Linked DNA regions of Homo sapiens: region 1 is linked to region 2. Evidence: read pairs that join two places in POLR2A ChIA-PET (ENCODE). Cell type or tissue: Panc1. All regions are shown on one strand. Links, peaks and the distances in the headings refer to the core of each region. The heading gives the core; the rest is flanking DNA.

Evidence for each region. Peaks named below come from ENCODE experiments on the same cell type or tissue, not always from the same donor. Only the 100,000 strongest peaks of a DNase experiment are listed, where the experiment ranks them.
Region 1: POLR2A ChIA-PET joins it to region 2 with 12 read pairs; 5 of 35 experiments call an interaction of 5 or more read pairs at or near these places.

The regions. Positions count from the first base shown.
Region 1 is chr4:56,455,565-56,464,223 of GRCh38, reverse strand. PAICS (phosphoribosylaminoimidazole carboxylase and phosphoribosylaminoimidazolesuccinocarboxamide synthase) reads right to left here. Exons shown (of 9, transcript NM_001079524.2): 9 at 1-4,852. The coding sequence ends at 4,686. LOC124900706 (a long non-coding RNA gene) reads left to right here. Exons shown (of 2, transcript XR_007058126.1): 2 at 1,231-2,914. Among named protein-coding and RNA genes, the nearest start is that of SRP72, 7.7 kb to the left of the region's middle. RefSeq lists an enhancer at 4,027-5,226. In Panc1, for the core only: no CTCF peak of the experiment used is centred there; no DNase peak of the experiment used is centred there; H3K27ac peaks cover 739 bases.
Region 2 is chr4:56,945,665-56,954,323 of GRCh38, reverse strand. No RefSeq gene overlaps it. Among named protein-coding and RNA genes, the nearest start is that of NOA1, 28 kb to the left of the region's middle. In Panc1, for the core only: no CTCF peak of the experiment used is centred there; no DNase peak of the experiment used is centred there.

The DNA of each region.
Region 1 (8,659 bases), core at 264-8,263, 490 kb after region 2:
TCTCTAAAAAATACAGAACCAATAGGATATGTACAGATTATGAGAAATTGGCTCTGCAAAATGGAGGTGAAGTCCCACAGTCTGCCTTCTGCAGGCTGAAGGCCCAGGAAAGCCAGTGTAGTTCCAAACCCGAGGGCTTGAGAATCAGGGGAGGCAATAACGTTAAGTCCTAGTCTGAAGGCCTGAGGACCAGGAGCACCAACATCTGGGGGCACGAAATGGATGTCCCAGCAGTTCACCCTTCTTCCCCTTTTTTGTTCTATTCAGGCCCTCAATGGATTAGATGACGCTCACCCACATGGGTGAAGGCAGTCTTCTTTACTCAAGTCTACTGATTCAAGTGCTAGTCTCTTCCAGAAACACCATCACAGATGTACCTAGAAATGTTGTTTGACCAGCTATCAAGGCATCCCGTAGCCTAGTCAAGTTGACAGAATTAGCCATCTCATCAGTATCCACAATGTATTTTTATATTAATGGATTTAGCCTGAGAAGCTTCCATGTACAGTATCTTTTTTTTTTTTTTTTTGGCGACAGATTTTCGCTCTTGTTGCCCAGGCTGGAGTGCAATGGTTCGATCTCAGCTCACCACAACCTCTGCCTTCCAGGTTCAAGCGATTCTCCTGCCTCAGCCTCCCGAGTAGTTGGAATTATAGGCATGCACCACCATGCCTGGCTAATTTTGTATTTTTAGTAAAGAGGGGGTTTCTCCATGTCAGTCAGGCTGGTCTTGAACTCCCGACCTCAGGTGATCTGCCCACCTCACCCTCCCAAAGTGCTGGGATTACAGGCGTGAGCCACTGCACCCAGCCTCATGTACAGTATCTTATGGTATCTTGTCAACTCAGAGGCAAGCAGAAGAAATAAGACGTGAGCCACCGCGCCCAGCCTCATGTACAGTATCTTATGGTATCTTATCAACTCAGAGGCAAGCAGAAGAAATATTTAGCTCCATTTTATAACTTGATTTCCATTCCACTATTTTCATTGTACTGCAATGTGAGATTAACAATTCCACCCCAAGTATTTGAGGTGTGGGAAGCTGGATGTAAAAACACCATTAAAAACAACTCTTTTCAATGGCTTTCTAAGGTTGGCTGGGCTGAAATGGCAGGTTGTGGATGCTCCGTGGCACATCACACTGCCCCTTTCTTCATATTAGAAATTAAATCAGCCGATGGCAATATTGAATTCCAGGTAATTTTCTTTCTTTCTTTTTTTTTGAAACAGAGTTTTGCTCTTGTTGCCCAGGCTGGAGTACAATGGCGCAACCTCGGCTCACCACAACCTCCGCTTCCCAGGTTCAAGCGATTCTCCTGCCTCAGCCTCCTGAGTCGCTGGGATTACAGGAATGTGCCACCATGCCCGGCTAGTTTTGTATTTTTATTAGAGACTGGGTTTCTCCATGTTGGTCAGGCTGGTCTCGAACTCCTGATCTCAGGTGATCCACCTGCCTCGGCCACCCAAAGTGCTGGGATTACAGGCATGAGCTACCATGCCCAGAGAATTCCAGGTAATTCTCATGGTGAATGAATTCCATTCATACTGTTGTTCTTCAGTCTGCCAAATGGATATTACATAACACATTTGTGTGCCATGATGGGCCTTACATATATTGACTCATGTAATTCTCACAACTTTATGAGGTGGTATTAGTCGCATTTTCATTTCATGAAATTGAGGCACAAAAAAATTAGACATGTTGAAGATCATACATCATCCCTCACCTGGGCTACAATAGCCTCTTAACTAATCTCTGCTTCTCCTCTTGTCCACACAACAGCCAGAGAACCTTTAAATATGTTAAGTATGTCAAGCCTCTGCTCAAACTGAGTTTTTCCTGTCACACTTCAGTGTGGCCTATAGGCCCTAAGTGATGTAGCCTTTGCTTATATTGTCTTCCACTCTCATCCTTGTTCACAGAGCTCTAGCAATTCTCATGTTTGGAGGTCCTCAAGGCAAAACTCAGCTTTATTTCCCATTCCCTTAGTATGGAAAGCTATTTCCCTATCTGTGTGTCTTGCTTTTACATCATTGCTCTGCTCTCCTCAAAAACCTTCCCCTCTTATCCCCATCACCGTCCTCATTTTGATTCTTCATATACATTTATCCTTTCCTGATTTTATACTGTTTACCTTTTTATGGTTTGTTTTCCCCTCTAAAACATAAGTTCCATCTGGACAAGGGCTTTGCTCAGTCCTATTTTCCTAGGCCCTAGAATCAAACCAGTATTGGGTGAATGGATACTGAATGAAGCTTTACCTAAGTGCTTTGTCTTTTACTTAGTTTCAGTGGTTAAATCTCAGAAAGCTTAACAGCAATTCTAAGCATGTCTTTATCATAAAAGGTTAAAAACTGTATTATTGGGATATTTTTTCTCTTTTTATGTTTACCTACAAGCCCGTAGAAAGTATAAATACTCAAAAGATAGCAGACCAGGTAGGCTTAAGTTACTTTTACAAAACAGTAGAAATACCTTCAAATATTTAGCACTGATGAACTTACTACTGAGGACATGTGGACTCTACTAAGAAACTAATGATGAAATTCATAATTGGGTGTGGTAGCACATGCACCCAGCTACTCGAGAGGCTGCAGCTTGAGTCCAGGAGTTCAAGGCTGCAGGGAGCCATAATCATGCCACTGCACTCCAGCCTGGGAGACAGTGAGAACTTGGCTCTTAAAAAAAAAAAGGAAAAAAAATTGATAACGACAATTTGTAATGGTCAGTCCTATCCACCAGTCTAAATGAAAGTTTAAAAATTTTCATATACTGCACAGAAGTAGATGGAGTCTTAATGCTAGGTAAGGGTAAACAAGCTGAAATAGCAGTCAGTGACTTCAGAGACCATGAAACCAAAGTTAATCTTCTAAGTCCTTTTAATTGTTCTTATAAACTAGCATAAGATATAAACTTAAGTAGTACACATGAGTTTTATAATTTACTAATCTCTGACAGATAGCTAAGCATAGCACATCAGAGCATAACACAGTGTGAGGGAAATAAAGTGTACAATGACATCTTCTATTCTGGACCTAATAATTCAATAGAGAAAGAACTACTTGTAGTCACTGTGGTTACAGAAGGTTTCATGGACAGCGAACATAAAGCTCTACTAGCTAACAAATAGGTCTTAATGATAAAAACGTGGGCCTTCAGAGAACTAAAGGTACCAATGTGTGGCAGTCCAAAATTACGAGGAAAATGAGTTCCCTTCATGGGTCACATCAGCAATTTTTTTTTTCCCCTTTTGAGACAGAGTCTTGCTCTGCTGCCCAGGTTGGAGTGCAGTGGCATGATCTAGGCTCACTGCAACCTCCGCCTCCCGGGTTCAAGCAATTCTCATGCCTCAGCCTCCCGAGTAGCTGGGATTACAGGTGCCTGTCATCACGGCTGGCTACTTTTTGTATTTTTAGTAGAGACAGGGTTTCACCATGTTGGCCAGGCTGGTCTCAAACTCCTGACCTCAAGTGATCTGCTTGCTTCAGCCTCCCGAAGTGCTGTGATCGTAGGTGTGAGCCACTGTGCCCAGCTACCTCATCAATTCTTAATCTATAAACCATGGATAGGCTTCGGGAGAACCCAAGAACCAATGAAATCTGTTGGTAAGTTTTATGTGTGCGGTTTTCTACAGAGAGGGTCAACAGCATGTATATTTTCAAAGAAGTCTGTGGTGCAAAAGAGAGTTTATTGTTAGAAGTCCTTGGGCAATCAACTTGGAAAAGGGTGGATTGAGAATGGGGGCTGTCTAGATCAGGATAATGTTGAATTTGACCCTCACTTGAGGCTTTTGTACAGAGGATGAGAAGACGGTAAATTCAAGGGTTAATCAGAAATTAACACCAACATGACTTGGTGATGAGTGAGATGTGAAACGTGAGAAAAACATCAATGATGAAATCAAGCTTCTGACTTGCAACAGTGAGTATACCAAGAGCTACAGGCTTGGAAGATGAATAAAGTTGGGAGCATTCTGTTTTTTCATGAGTGCCCATGGGACAGACAGGGAGAAATGGACAGTTGAAAGTACAAGTCTAGACAGGCACAGTGGCTCATGTCTGTAACCCTAGCACTTTGGGAGGCTGAGATAGGAGAATTACTAGGGTTCAGGAGTTTGAGACGAACCTGGGTGACATAGTGAGAGCTCATCTCTACAAAAAATAAAATTAGCTCGGCATGGTGCTGCAAGATTATAGTCCCTGTTAGTCGAGAGGCTGAGGTGGGAGAACTGCTTGAGCCCAGGAGGGAAAGCAGCAGTGAACTGAGATCACGCCACTGCACTCCAGCCTGGGCGACAGTGAGACCCTGTCTCAAAAAAAAAAAAAAAAATGCAAGTCTGGAGAAATATAGCTGGGAGTCAGTAATGCCAGTTTTAGCTGAGGGAGTTAAGATCATTTAATCAGTGTTAAGGAAGAAACTCAATAGTAGTGACCACCAATACTTAAGGAAAAAGGATAAAGTAAGAGGAATGATAAAGGCTGGCTGAAATATCTTGGTGTCTAGCCTAAGAAAGGAGGGGTTAGATGCTCATGTTTATTAATATGGATCTAGAGAAGCATTTATTCACTAATACATTTTATTTGTGTTCTCTAATTTAAAATTACCTTTTCATCTTGCTTGATTTTCCTTCAGCTAAATTAGAAATTTGTAGTTTTTCCCCTAAAAAATTCAATGGCATTCTTTCTTATAAATTACATTCTCTGATTTTCTTGTCAGCCTGCTTCAAGGAAATCCATGTGTTCAAAATGCTTGCTCGCAGTTTGCTCCATACCAAATGGTTGCTTAACCCAAATATCTGAGCAGCAAATTGAGCTGATCCTTCTGGAGAAAGTACGGTTGAACAGCCAAGACCTATTGGTTCAGCAAGGAAAAGACAGAAAATTGAGCTCAATTAGTAATGAAAATACAACCTTACAAAAAATTTTATACTCAGAGCAGTCCTGCCACAGAAAATAAAAAGCTACTGCATTATTCTAATCTAAAGTAGAATCTGTACAACTGTCTTTAATACCGGAGTGGTAAAGTGATTACAAGAGGAAAAGCAGTCAGTATTACCTGCCATGAAGAGATATTTTATATATATCATCTATCACCCTTCTTATAGAACTCACTTACAAAGAAACTTATCTTTTTGAAACTTCTGTTCACATACACTATCCCTTTCAATCCCTGGCGAAGAACAACTGAAGCAAAATAAGGGTCAAGGTAAGAGTACAAAAGTACCTGTTCTTAGACAAACTTGAGCTATGTTGTTTTGACAGTTTTCTAGCTAATCTTTCTATCTGCATTTGAACTATTTTAATATTTTTGAGCAGTAAAAGTCAAATCCGTAGAATAATTTTAGGAAATGTCAAGTTATAAATAAATATTAATAAGATCCAAGACAGCAGAATAAAAAAGTAACATCCTAGGGGCCACATGTCTGCTCAGGCAGAGTGTCTTGAGGTGGTACTATTATGTCTAGTGTTTGCTAGAATCAGGGGTACTATTATGTCTAGTGTTTGCTATAGTTCCAAAAGCTCGATTTTCCCGATATTCTTGGAATTCATCAGGCTCTTTGACTCCCATTATCCACAAGAACAGAGTCAAATACAAATCACAAGGCCAATTTACTAATTTGTATTAATACGTTATTTTATGGAGCTCCACCCCTTAATATGTGGTATTGGTCAAGTTACTTCACGTTAATTTATTCTCCTCTTCTGTGAGAAGGGAATTTTAACTAGTAGCTACCTGATGTGACACTTCAATGAGTTAATAACATAGATAAAGTGCTTAGAGCATTGCCTGGTACACAGTATGTGCTCCAAGAATGTCAACCACTATTGTTAGCACGCTAGGTAGAGTGCTCCACTCTAATATTTGAAATAACCTGTGCCTCCTGCCCAGGACTCCCTTTCTGGTAAAAGAATAGCTTAAATTGCAGAAAAAAAAAAAAAAGTTATCTAGTGAGCATGACATCAGAGATGAGAAATATGGGCGGTCTTCAGGATTTTACACAGGTTACTGTAAAACTACTCCTCAAAAGATTATCCCCAATTCTAGTGATCATTATGTACAAGTCTTCCAGATTATTTGTCACTCCTGAAACAACACTACTATAAAAACTGCCAATTTTTTGCTTATCATGCTCCCCTTTTGTAAGCTCCATGGGTATCTATACAATTCCTCTGGCATAAATTTGGTTACAGCTTTATTTGTAGCCGCTGATTTTTAGCTTGAGACATTTGTATAATCACATCTTGTTAAAGATAGCTTAGGCACAAAATTTAATTCTCAGAGCCTATAAAAACAGTAAAGGAAATAGGCATGAACACACAAGGCCAGATAACAGCAGTAACATTTTGGCAACTGAAAGGCAAACACAGTGGTAGCTAAGTTAGCAGACCAAGAAAACTTAATCAAAATTAGCTGGCATGGTGGTGCATGCCTGTGATTTCAGCTACTTGGGAGGCTGAGGCAGGAGAATCGCTTGAACCTGGGAGGCGGAGGTTGCGCCATTGCATTCTAGCCTGGGCAACAGGAGCGAAACTCCATTTAAAAAAAAAAAAAAAAAAAAACTTAATTCTAAACTGAAAGCAGGGAAAGATGAGAAGCAACATGACTGACATTACAGAACTCCCCCAAAGGGTGACTGACTAAATTAGTGGCACCAGATACCTTTGGAAGGGAATAGGGACTAAGAAGAAGATGACTGACTCGAAGTCTAAGAAGAAGCTAGGTCCTCAAATCTCCTTCCCCACTCCATCTACCTGAGTAACTGCCTCTTTAAAGCACTGTAGCAATTTTTTTCTTTTTAAACATTATTTTTTTCTGAGACACGGTCTCGCTCTGTCATCCGGAGTGCAGTGGTGCAATCACGGCTCACTGCTGCCTCAACTTCCCAGGCTCCAGTGATCATCCCACCTTGGCTTCCCAAGTAGCTGGGACCACAGGCGTGTGCCACCATGCCTAGCTAATTTTTGTATTTATGGTAGAGATGGGGTTTCGCCAGGTTGCCTAGGCTGAGCTCAGGCAATCCACCAATCTCTGCCTCCCAAAGTGTTGGGATTATAGGCATGAGCCACCAAGCCAGGCCTTTAATTTTTCTGAAGGTAAAACAGACTTCAGTCTTGGCGTCTTTGAACTAGGGGACGCCAGGCACAGACAACTTTTGTTCTCTGAGTAATTCTGGTCAACACTTAAGAAAATACCTAGACACTAATGTGAGGGGTTGTTTGAAGAACAATCCCTACCAGATACACCCCACAGTGAAGCCCAATTTTGACACGGACCACCCACTTGAAGTTTCCAATTGTTTTTTATAGTATTCCACTCTTAAAAGCGCAAACAGCCAAGGATTACCAGACAGCTGAAGAAAGTAACTATATGCAACAGACTATAATCATCTCCAGAGAACAAAAAAGAGCTTTTGGAAATTTAAAAACATACAAACACAAACAACAACAACAACAAAAACCCAGAAAACAAAAACCAAAAGAAATATAAAAACATTGTGTAAAAAAAAAAAAAAAAACCCCAGAGGCAGTGGTTCCTACCCAATCCCAACACTTTGGGAGGCTGAGGTGGGAAGATTGCTTGAGTCCAGGAGTTCAGGACAAGCCTGGACAACATACGGAGTGCCCATCTCTACAAAAAGTAAAAAAATTAACCAGGTGTGATGGTGTGGGCCTGTAGTCATAGCTACTTGGGAGTTTGAGGTGGGCGGATCACATGAGCCCGGGGAGTTCAAGGGTCCAGTGAGATATGATCATGCCACTGTGCTCCCACCTGGGCAACAGAGCAAGACCCTGTGTCAAAACAAACAAAAAACACCTGTATCCAAAATGAAGGCCGGGCACAGTGGCTGACGCCCATAACCTCAGCACTTTGGGAGGCCAGGGCAGGCAGATCACCTGAGGTCAAGAGTTCGAGACCAGCCTGGCCAACATGGTGAAACCACATCTCCACTAAAAATACAAAAATTAGCCAGGCGTGGTGGTGCATACCTATAATCCCAGGTACTCAGGAGGTTGAGGCACGAGAACCGCTTGAACCTGGGAGGCGGAGGCTGCAGTAAGCTGAGATTGCGCCATTGCACTCCAGCCTGGGCAAGAGAGCCCGACTCCGTCTCAAGAAAAAAAAGAAAAACTCAATAGAAGGGTTGGAATGTAAAATTTAGGAAATATTCCAGAAAGTATACCAACAAGACAAACAAGTAGAATAGAAATCAAGGGAAGCCCAAATTTATTCAAATTCAAAAATGAGAAGAGAGAATATGGAGGGGTATGAAAATTAAATAATTCAAGGAAAATGGGGACTAAGAAATCAGAATTTCAGATTAAAAGAGCTCACCGAAAGTCCATAATGAAAACAGACTCAGCACATCACATCTGTGTAAAATTTAAGAACAATGAAAACAGACAAAAGATCCTGAAAGATTCCAGAGAGAAACAAAATTCATAAGAAACCTAGAATCAGACTGGTGGAAAAGCAATGGAGTCCTCAACTGTGGATGCTAGGAGACAGTGGAGTAATAATGCTCCCAAAATTCCAAAGCAAAATGATTTTCAGCATAGGATTCTATTTCTAAACTATCAAGTATAGGGCTTCAATATACACATTTTAGATACACAAGGTATCAAAATTTACCTTTTGTATTCTTTTGCCCCCAAGTTC
Region 2 (8,659 bases), core at 302-8,301:
GGAGAACAATGTGTAACTGTCCCATGTACCCACTAACTCCCCCGTTGGGCATGGAGTAAGTCACTTCTAGGTACAGTTGCTCATTTGTTCGTTGAAAATGCTTCTTTTTTATTAACTAGGTTTGAGGACATGATTAGGTTTATATCCACATCTATTGCTGAATAACAAACCACCCTGAAACTTGGTGACTTGAACCAAGCGATTATTTGCTCCCATTCTTTAGTTTGGCAACTTAATCTAGGCTCCGCTCAATGGTACTTCTGCTCTGTGGCGACATGCATTTGCACACAGCACACAGCCAGGCTGACCTCACGCACAGGAGTTTCAGCTGAGATGGTTGTAACAGCTGAGCAAGTGAGGCATTTTCCATTGATCACTCTCTCTTCCAAGGGTCTCATCCTCAAGTAGGCTAGTTCAAGCTTGTTCACAAGGTGACAGTGTTCACAAAAAGCCTGAGAGTAGAGCTTGCAAAGCCTCTGGAGGCCGAAGCTCAAAGTCACACAGTGCCACTTCTGCTGCATTTATTGGTCAAAGCAAGTCACAATGGCAGCACAGATTCAAACATGTACTGGAATTTGTGGCTATTTTAATCCATCACAAGCTTTTGGCGTTGATCACCCTGAAGAAAATACAAATATAATGTGCTATCTAATTGGCCTATAGAAAGTGAATCCAGGCCGGGCACGGTGGCTCAAGCCTTTAATCCCAGCACTTTGGGAGGCCAAGATGGGTGGATCACGAGGTCAGGAGTTCGAGACCAGCCTGGCCAATATGGTGAAACCCCGCCTCTACTAAAAATACAAAAATTAGCTGGGTGTGGTTGCGTGTGCCTGTAGTCCCAGCTACTCAGGAGGCTGAGGCAGAAGACTCGCTTGAACCTGGAACCTGGGAAGTGGAGGTTGCAGTGAGCCGGGATTGCACCACTGCACTCCAGCCTGGGCGACAGAGTGAGACTCCATCTCAAAAAAAAAAAAAAAAATCCAATATAAATCTATCAAATAAGAAATACTGAGTCCAGGCACAGTGGCTCATGCCTGTAATCCCAGCACTTCGGGAGGCAGAGGCAGGTGGATCACCTAAGGTCAGGAGTTCGAGACCAGCCTGACCAACATGGTGAAACCCCATCTCTACTAAAAATATAAAAAGTAGCTGGGCATGGTAGTGCATGCCTGTAATCCCAGCTACTCAGGAGGATGAGGCAGGACAATCGCTTGAACCTGGGAGGTAGAGGTTGTGTTGAGGTAAGATTGCGCCACTGCACTCCAGCCTGGGCAACAAGATGAAACTCCGTCTTAAAAAAAATAAAGAAAGAAAGAAAAGAAAAGAAAAAAAGAGAAATATTATCCTAATTTAAATTTACCTCAGAAGTCTGATACACAGAGCTGCTATATGACGAGCAAAGAAGTGGGGAGAGATTTTCAGCTTTTGATTTTATCATAAATCCTTTAGGAATATTTTGTTTTTACTTATTAATGTGTACATATTACTTGGGTAAATTTCAATGAAAAAAAAAATCCATGCAGACTCAATTCTGGGCTATCTCTCCCTCTAGCTCCAGTACTTATACTAGAAGAAAGCTATCCTAGGAAGTCCTCTACCTGGGAAGTCTCTGTAATGGGGAAGGTAATGAGAACACAGAAATGAAGGGCCTTCATGTCTCAAAATAGTATCCTACTGCTCTCCAAGAAAGAAAAATGGACAAGGGTTTGAGGCAGAGTTCAAGCTGAGGGTCCTGAAGCCATACAAACTCGTTTCTTTTCCTGGCTCCATAACCAGGGAGAGAGGTGGGGAGGCCGTGTGGCTGGAAGTAATTTCAGAACCCCTTTTAGCAGTGGCCATCTGCCAGCATTTTCGCATCTCTATCCCTCCCCTCCCCACACCCGCTTGTCCTGCCAGAGCACACTGGGCCCATACTGAGACAGAAGGGGAGGCAGGGAACAAGGAGAACCATATAGGAGGTCCCTTTGTTCCTAAATCCATCTTCAACTCCATGTTTTACTAGAATCTTATATTGGGGCTGGGTGCAGTGGCTCACGCCTGTAATCCCAGCACTTTGGGAGGCCGAGGTGGGCGGATCACGAGTTCAGGAGATCAAGACCATCCTGGCTAACACGGTGAAACCCCGTCTTTACTAAAAATACAAAAAATTAGCCGGGCGCGGTGGCGGGTGCCTGTAGTCCCAGCTACTTGGGGGGCTGAGGCAGAATGGTGTGAATCCAGGAGGCAGAGCTTGCAGTGAGCCAAGATCGCGCCACTGCACTCCAGCCTGGGTGAAAGAGCGAGACTCCATCTCAAAAAAAAAAAAAAAAAAGAATCTTATATTGGGGTATCTAGAGATGTGATAGTGTTGAAATCCAAAAAGAAACTACTTGAACTGTCCCCATCAGTTAGTGTAAAAACTATCAAGATGAAAAAAACATTGGTCAAAAAGGTGTAAAGCCAATTTTTTTTTTTGAGATGGAGTCTTGCTCTGTCGCCCAGGCTGGAGTGCAGTGGCACAATCTCGGCTCACTGCAACCTCCACTTCGTTCAAGCGATTTTTCTGCCTCAGCCTCCCGAGTAACTGGGACTACAGGCGTGTACCACCATGCCTGGCTAATTTTTGTATTTTTAGTAGAGACGAGGTTTCAGTATGTTGGCCAGGCTGGTCTCTAACTTCTGACCTTAAGTGATCTGCCCACCTCGGCCTCCCAGAGTGCTAGGATTACAGGCATGAGCCACCACACCTGGCCAAAAGGTGATTTTTAAATGCTTTATGAATTAATTTCATCATATATTTACAAGGTTATTAAGTTTGAAGAGGCCACTTACTCTAATGAAAGTGATCAAGCATTCTGGCAAGACTTGAAATCTGGGGATCTGCATAGGTCTCAGGGAATATCTTGAGATTTTCCAGGTTCTGCTACAAGGCACATTGCCCACATAGGTATGAATGTCAGAGGTGTGTGAACCAGAGCAACTTCATCTTAAATAGGAGCTGGGTAAAATGAGGCTGAAACCTACAGTGCTGCATTCCCAGATGGTTAAGACATTCTAAGTCACAGGATGAGACAGGAGGTCAGCACAAATTACAGGTCATAAAGACCTTGCTGATAAAACACGTTGCAGTAAAGGAGCCGGCCAAAATCAACCAAAACCAAAATGGTGATGAGAGCAACCTCTGGTCATCCTCACTGCTACACTCCCACCAGCGCCATGACAGTTTACAAATGCCACAGCAACATCAGGAAGTTACCCTACATGGTCCAAAAAGAGAAGGCATAAATAATCCACCCCTTGTTTGGCATAGGAATAACCATAAAAATGGGGAACCAGTAGCTCTCGGGGCTGCTCTGTCCATGGAGTAGCCATTCTTTTATTCCTTTCCTTTTTTTTTTTTTTTTTTTTTTTTTGAGATAGAGTCTTGCTTTGTCACCCAGGCTGGAGTGCAGTGGCACGATCTCAGCTCACTGCAACATCCACCTCCTGAGTTCATGCAATTCTCCTGCCTCAGCCTCCCGAGCAGATGGGATTACAGGCATGCACCACCATGCCAGGCTAATTTTTGTATTTTTAGTAGAGACGGGGTTTCACCATGTTGGCCAGGCTGGTCTCGAACTCCTGATCTCAAGTGATCCACCCATCTCAGCCTCCCAAAGTGCTGGGATTACAGGGGTGAGCCACCATGCCCAACTCCTTTACTTTCTTAATAAACTTGCTTTCACTTTGCATTGTGGACTCGCCCTGAATTCTTTCTTGCGTGAGATCCAAGAACCCTCTCTTGGGGCCTGGATCGGGACCCCCTTTCCTGAAACATATTTCTGGTGACCACAGAAGAGACTATAGTGCAGAAACCTTGACCCAACAGCTACCTTTGGGTGAATGTTGGGGTCCTGTAACATCTTTCTGGTGACCAGGGAAGTGACTATACTGCAGGAACTCCCGACCCAAAGGCTAACATTGGGTAAGTAGTGGGGTCTGGTAACATCTATCTTGCAAACCACAAAAGGGGCAATACCGAGGAGACCCCCTGACCCAAAGGAAATAGACTCCAGCAGTGATTGGACGACTTTGGGTAAGTGGTGGGGTACCCAGGTAAAGAATGGGATTGGGTTAGAGACCCAACTTAGGGGAGTTAGAGTCTCCCCTAAGACAGAGTAGTTTAGAGGCCCCTCTTAATAAAAGGCAAGGATGCTTGACTAACAGCGGGTTAGAGTCCCTTCTAAGATTTAGGGGGTTAGAGACCCCTCTCAGTAAAGTCTACCTCTCAACTAAAAGGGGTTTGGCACTGCAGGCTACGCTCTTTGTATTAATCTGCCTTGCATTCTTTGCTGATGGCTGTGGGTGACAGGATTAGGTATGTACAGGATCGTGGGTCATGGGGAGCTTTTTCCTCCCTATAAGGGGAAACTTGAGAGCTGATGCGACTGCCGGAAAAGATACCTTCATGACAGCAGCCGCAGACACCTGAACTTTTCAGTGTTGCTGCAATGGGTGGGTCTTTCTCTGGCCTCTCTGAGCATTTTGCCTTCCCCACCCTGCCACAGGCAATGCTTTTTTCTCTCTCCTTTCCCTTTTTTTTTTCTTTTTAATCTTTTCTGCTACTCAGGGCAACCATATTGCCCAGAGTCCATGTGTTGAAACTCCAAGTCGGAGGCTGGATTAAGGATGACAGGGTTGCCGGCCGCGGTGGCTCACACCTGTAATCCCAGCACTTTGGGAGGCCAAGGCGAGTGGATCACGATGTCAGGCATTCGAGATCAGCCTGGTCAACATGGTAAAGCCCTGTCTCTACTAAAAATACAAAAATTAGCTAGGCGTGGTGGCACGTGACTGTAATCCCAGCTACTCAAGAGGCTGAGGCAGGAGAATCACTTGATCCTGGGAGGCGGAGGTTGCAGTGAGCTGAGATCATGCCACTGCACTCCAGCCTGGGTGACAGAGCAAGACTCTGTCAAAAAAAAAAAAAAGGAAAGAAAGAAGAGAAAAAAAGATGACAGGGTCCATCTAGGGGCAAATTTAAGCCTTGCCAGTTTGATATTGGGTGCTAAGCAGAATGGCTAATGTCTATGTTTTATCACACATATTTTGCTCTAGCCAGAACAAAAAAAAAATTTACCTTTATGATGCTGCTTGGCCCCCAGGGCGATGGTGCCACAAGCCACATCACTAGGGCCACTCAGGGAAAGGGAACCCAGAAGCCTGGCATCCCGGGAAAAAGATAAGAATTTCTTACCAGTCAGATTTCTGGTTTCTCTCTGAGCAAACAGTTGAATGAATGGTAAAAAAAAAAAAAAAAAAAAAAGTTAATAGCAAAAAGAAAAAAAGTCTTATCTGAAATTCCTTCTATGGAACAGAGTTCCATCAAAGCCAATTTAAAAAGAGCTTATGTAAAAAATAATTATTCTTGCTGCACTTTATACATATAATCAGGCCAAGTATAATAAAGCAAATCAGTCTTATCATGATTTCTCTTTAGTAAAAATAGGAAACTGGAGAGAAATATTATGTTTCAAGAACTATGCTACACTTGTTATTAAATTCTAGTCTCATTAGTTATTTTTAAGTTTGTTTCTGCGATTTAGGCTAACGTTGCTTATTCCTGTGAACCAAGCAGTAATCTCTGACTGCTGCTCTGAAGAAACAAGAGGATGGGTAATGTAAAAATCTGGATCAATATTCTTATTCTGGACACATTACAATCAGCTAACAACCCTGTATCAGCTTAGTTCCAACAGTTGCCCAGTTCATGAAAAGCCTTCTAATTTAGTTTACTTGGAATAACTTTACTTATTTTGCTTTACTCTTGTGCAATATATTGCTGTTATACTCTTTGTGTAGGAATACAGGACAAGCTTACTAAATATTTTCTTAAACACTAATCTTCCAGATATCACCTTTTGTCAAAACTCAAGAGTTATGAATGGACCTTACCATACTGATGCTTTCTGACTGAGCTCCTCTCTACCCTAATTAGCAAGAGACCCTCATAGTTAGGCAGAAATATCTTCGCCCCCTATTCAGCCTGAAGAAGTTACAGAAGATAGATCTTAATCCCCCTGCAACCTTTAGGATTAAGGGTTCTCCTATAAAAGGGCCGGGGGAAATGTCAGAGGAATGTGAACCAGAGCAATTCCATCTTAAATAGGAGCTGGGTAAAATGAGCTAAAACCTAAGGTGCTGCATTGCCAAATAGTTAAGGCATCTATGTCACAGGATGAGATGGGAGATCAGCACAAACTACAGGTCATAAAGACCTTGCTGATAAAACAGGTCGCAGTAAAGGAGCCGGCCAAAACCCACCAAAACCAAACTAGCGACGACAGTGACCTCTGGTTGTCCTCACTGCTACACTCCAACCAGCACCATAACAGTTTACAAACGTGAGGAAGTTACCTTACACAGTCTAAAAGGGGAGGCATGAATAATTCGCCCCTTGTTTAGCATGTCATCAAGAAATAACCACAAAAATAGGCAACCAACAGCTCTTGGGGCTGCTTTGTCTATGGAGTAGCCATTCTTTTATTCCTCTACTTTTTTTTTTTTTTTTTTGAAACGGAGTCTTGCTCTGTAGCCCAGGCTAGAGTGCAATCTTGGCTCACTGCAAGCTCCGTCCCCCGGGTTCACGCCATGCTCCTGCCTCAGCCTCCCGAGTAGCTGGGACTACAGGCGCCCACCACCACGCCCAGCTAATTTTTTTGTATTTTAGTAGAGACGGGGTTTCACCATGTTAGCCAGGATAGTCTCAATCTTCTGACCTCGGGATCCGCCCGCCTCGGCCTCCCAAAGTGCTAGGATTACAGACGTGAGCCACTGCGCCCAGCCATTATTCGTCTACTCTCTTAATAAACTTGGCTTTCACTGCGGACTTGCCCTGAATTCTTTCTTGCGCGAGATCCAAGAACACTCTCTTGGGGTCTGGATCGGGACCGCCTTTTTTTTTTTTTTTTTTTTTTTTTGAGACAGCGTCTCATTCTGTTGCCCCGGCTAGAGTGCAGTGGCGCGATCTTGGCTCACTGCAACCTCCGCCTCCCACGTTCAAGCGATTCTCCTGCCTCAGCCTCCCGAGTAGCTGGGACTACAGGCAAAGGCCACCACGCCCGGCTAATTTTTGTATTTATACTAGAGATGGGGTTTCACCGTACTGGCCAGGCTGGGGGATCCCTTTCTTGTAACATGAGTACAGCCCAGGAGAGTCTGGGCTTTGCTCATACCAGAGTCTTCTGGTATCTCCAGAAGAGTCCTTTCCTCTGGAGTTCATTGACTTGAGGGACCACGGCCCTGAAATCCCTGTCTTTATCTGAATGGGGTGGACGGATCTTGCGCTGCCTGCTGTAAGCCATCTACCCACCAGAGACAGAACTCCAGCAAGCCTCAGTGAAGAATTTAAAGGTGCACGCGCGTGTGTGTGCCCGCACGTGCATACACGCAGGCATGCCCTGCAGATGAGGAAAACACCCAAAAGGTGCAGGATTAAGACAGAAAATGCAGCTGGGCGCGGTGGCTCACACCTGTAATCCCCGCATTTTGGGAGGGCGGATCACCTGAGGTCAGGAGTTTGAGGCCAGCCTGGCCAATATGGAGAAACCCCATCTCTACTAAAAAAAAAAAAAAAAAATACAAAAATTAGCCGTGCGTGGTGATGCATGCTTGTAGTCGCAGCTACTCAGGAGGCTGAGGCAGGAGAATCGCTTGAACCCAGGAGGTGGAGAGTGCAGTGAGCCAAGATTGTGCCAATGCACTCCAGCCTGGGCAACAAGAGGGAAACTCCGTCTCAAAAAAAAAAAAAAAAAAAAAGAAAGAAAGAAAATTCCTATGCCTATTACTGCTATCAGTGCTATTACTGCTGTGGCTGGTCATGAAACAGGAGAGGACAGCACAAAAAGCAGCTTACATTTTTAAAAGATTTAAAATTAAGCAAAATACAACACAAGGGTCCAGTGGACACCAAGCAAGCAGATAGCCATTTGGGGGACATTTGTTGCTCTCACGGCTTCCTGCTTTCTAGAGTCAGTTATTGGTTCTGGGACACCAAGAGACACTGGCCGACTACAAGTGTCTTCAACTCAAGTGATATTCTAATAAGTGAATCAGTTGAGACAAATAGCAAGGCTATTAATACAGCAGGCTCACAGGCCCAAGAACGAAGAACATTTTCAAACAAATCCAAAACGTTAAGACGTATTCTTTTTTTTTGAGACGGGGTCTAGCTTTGTCGCCCAGGATCTGCAGTGGTGTGATCTCAGCTCACTGCAACATTTACCCCCCGGGGTTCAAGCAATGCTCCCGCCTCAGCCTCCCAGGTATCTGGGACTACAGGCATGCACCACCATGCCCGGCTAATTTTTGTATTTTTTGGTAGAGACAGGGTTTTGCCATGTTGGCCAGGCTGGTTGCCCAAGTAATCCGCCCTGAGCCCAAGTAATCCGCCCACCTCCGTTACGGTTGTAAAGAACTGCACACATAATGAATAGAGTGGCTTATCTAAAAATGCTGGCTTATGCTATCTCAGATCTCTCTGTACAAGTAGAATCAGGGCCGGGCATGGTGGCTCACACCTGTAATCATAGCACTTTGGCAGGCCGAGGAGGGCAGATTGCTTGAGCCCAGGAGTTTGAGACCAGCCTGGGCAACACAGTGAGAACTTGTCTCTACAAATAATAAAGAAAATTAGCCGGCA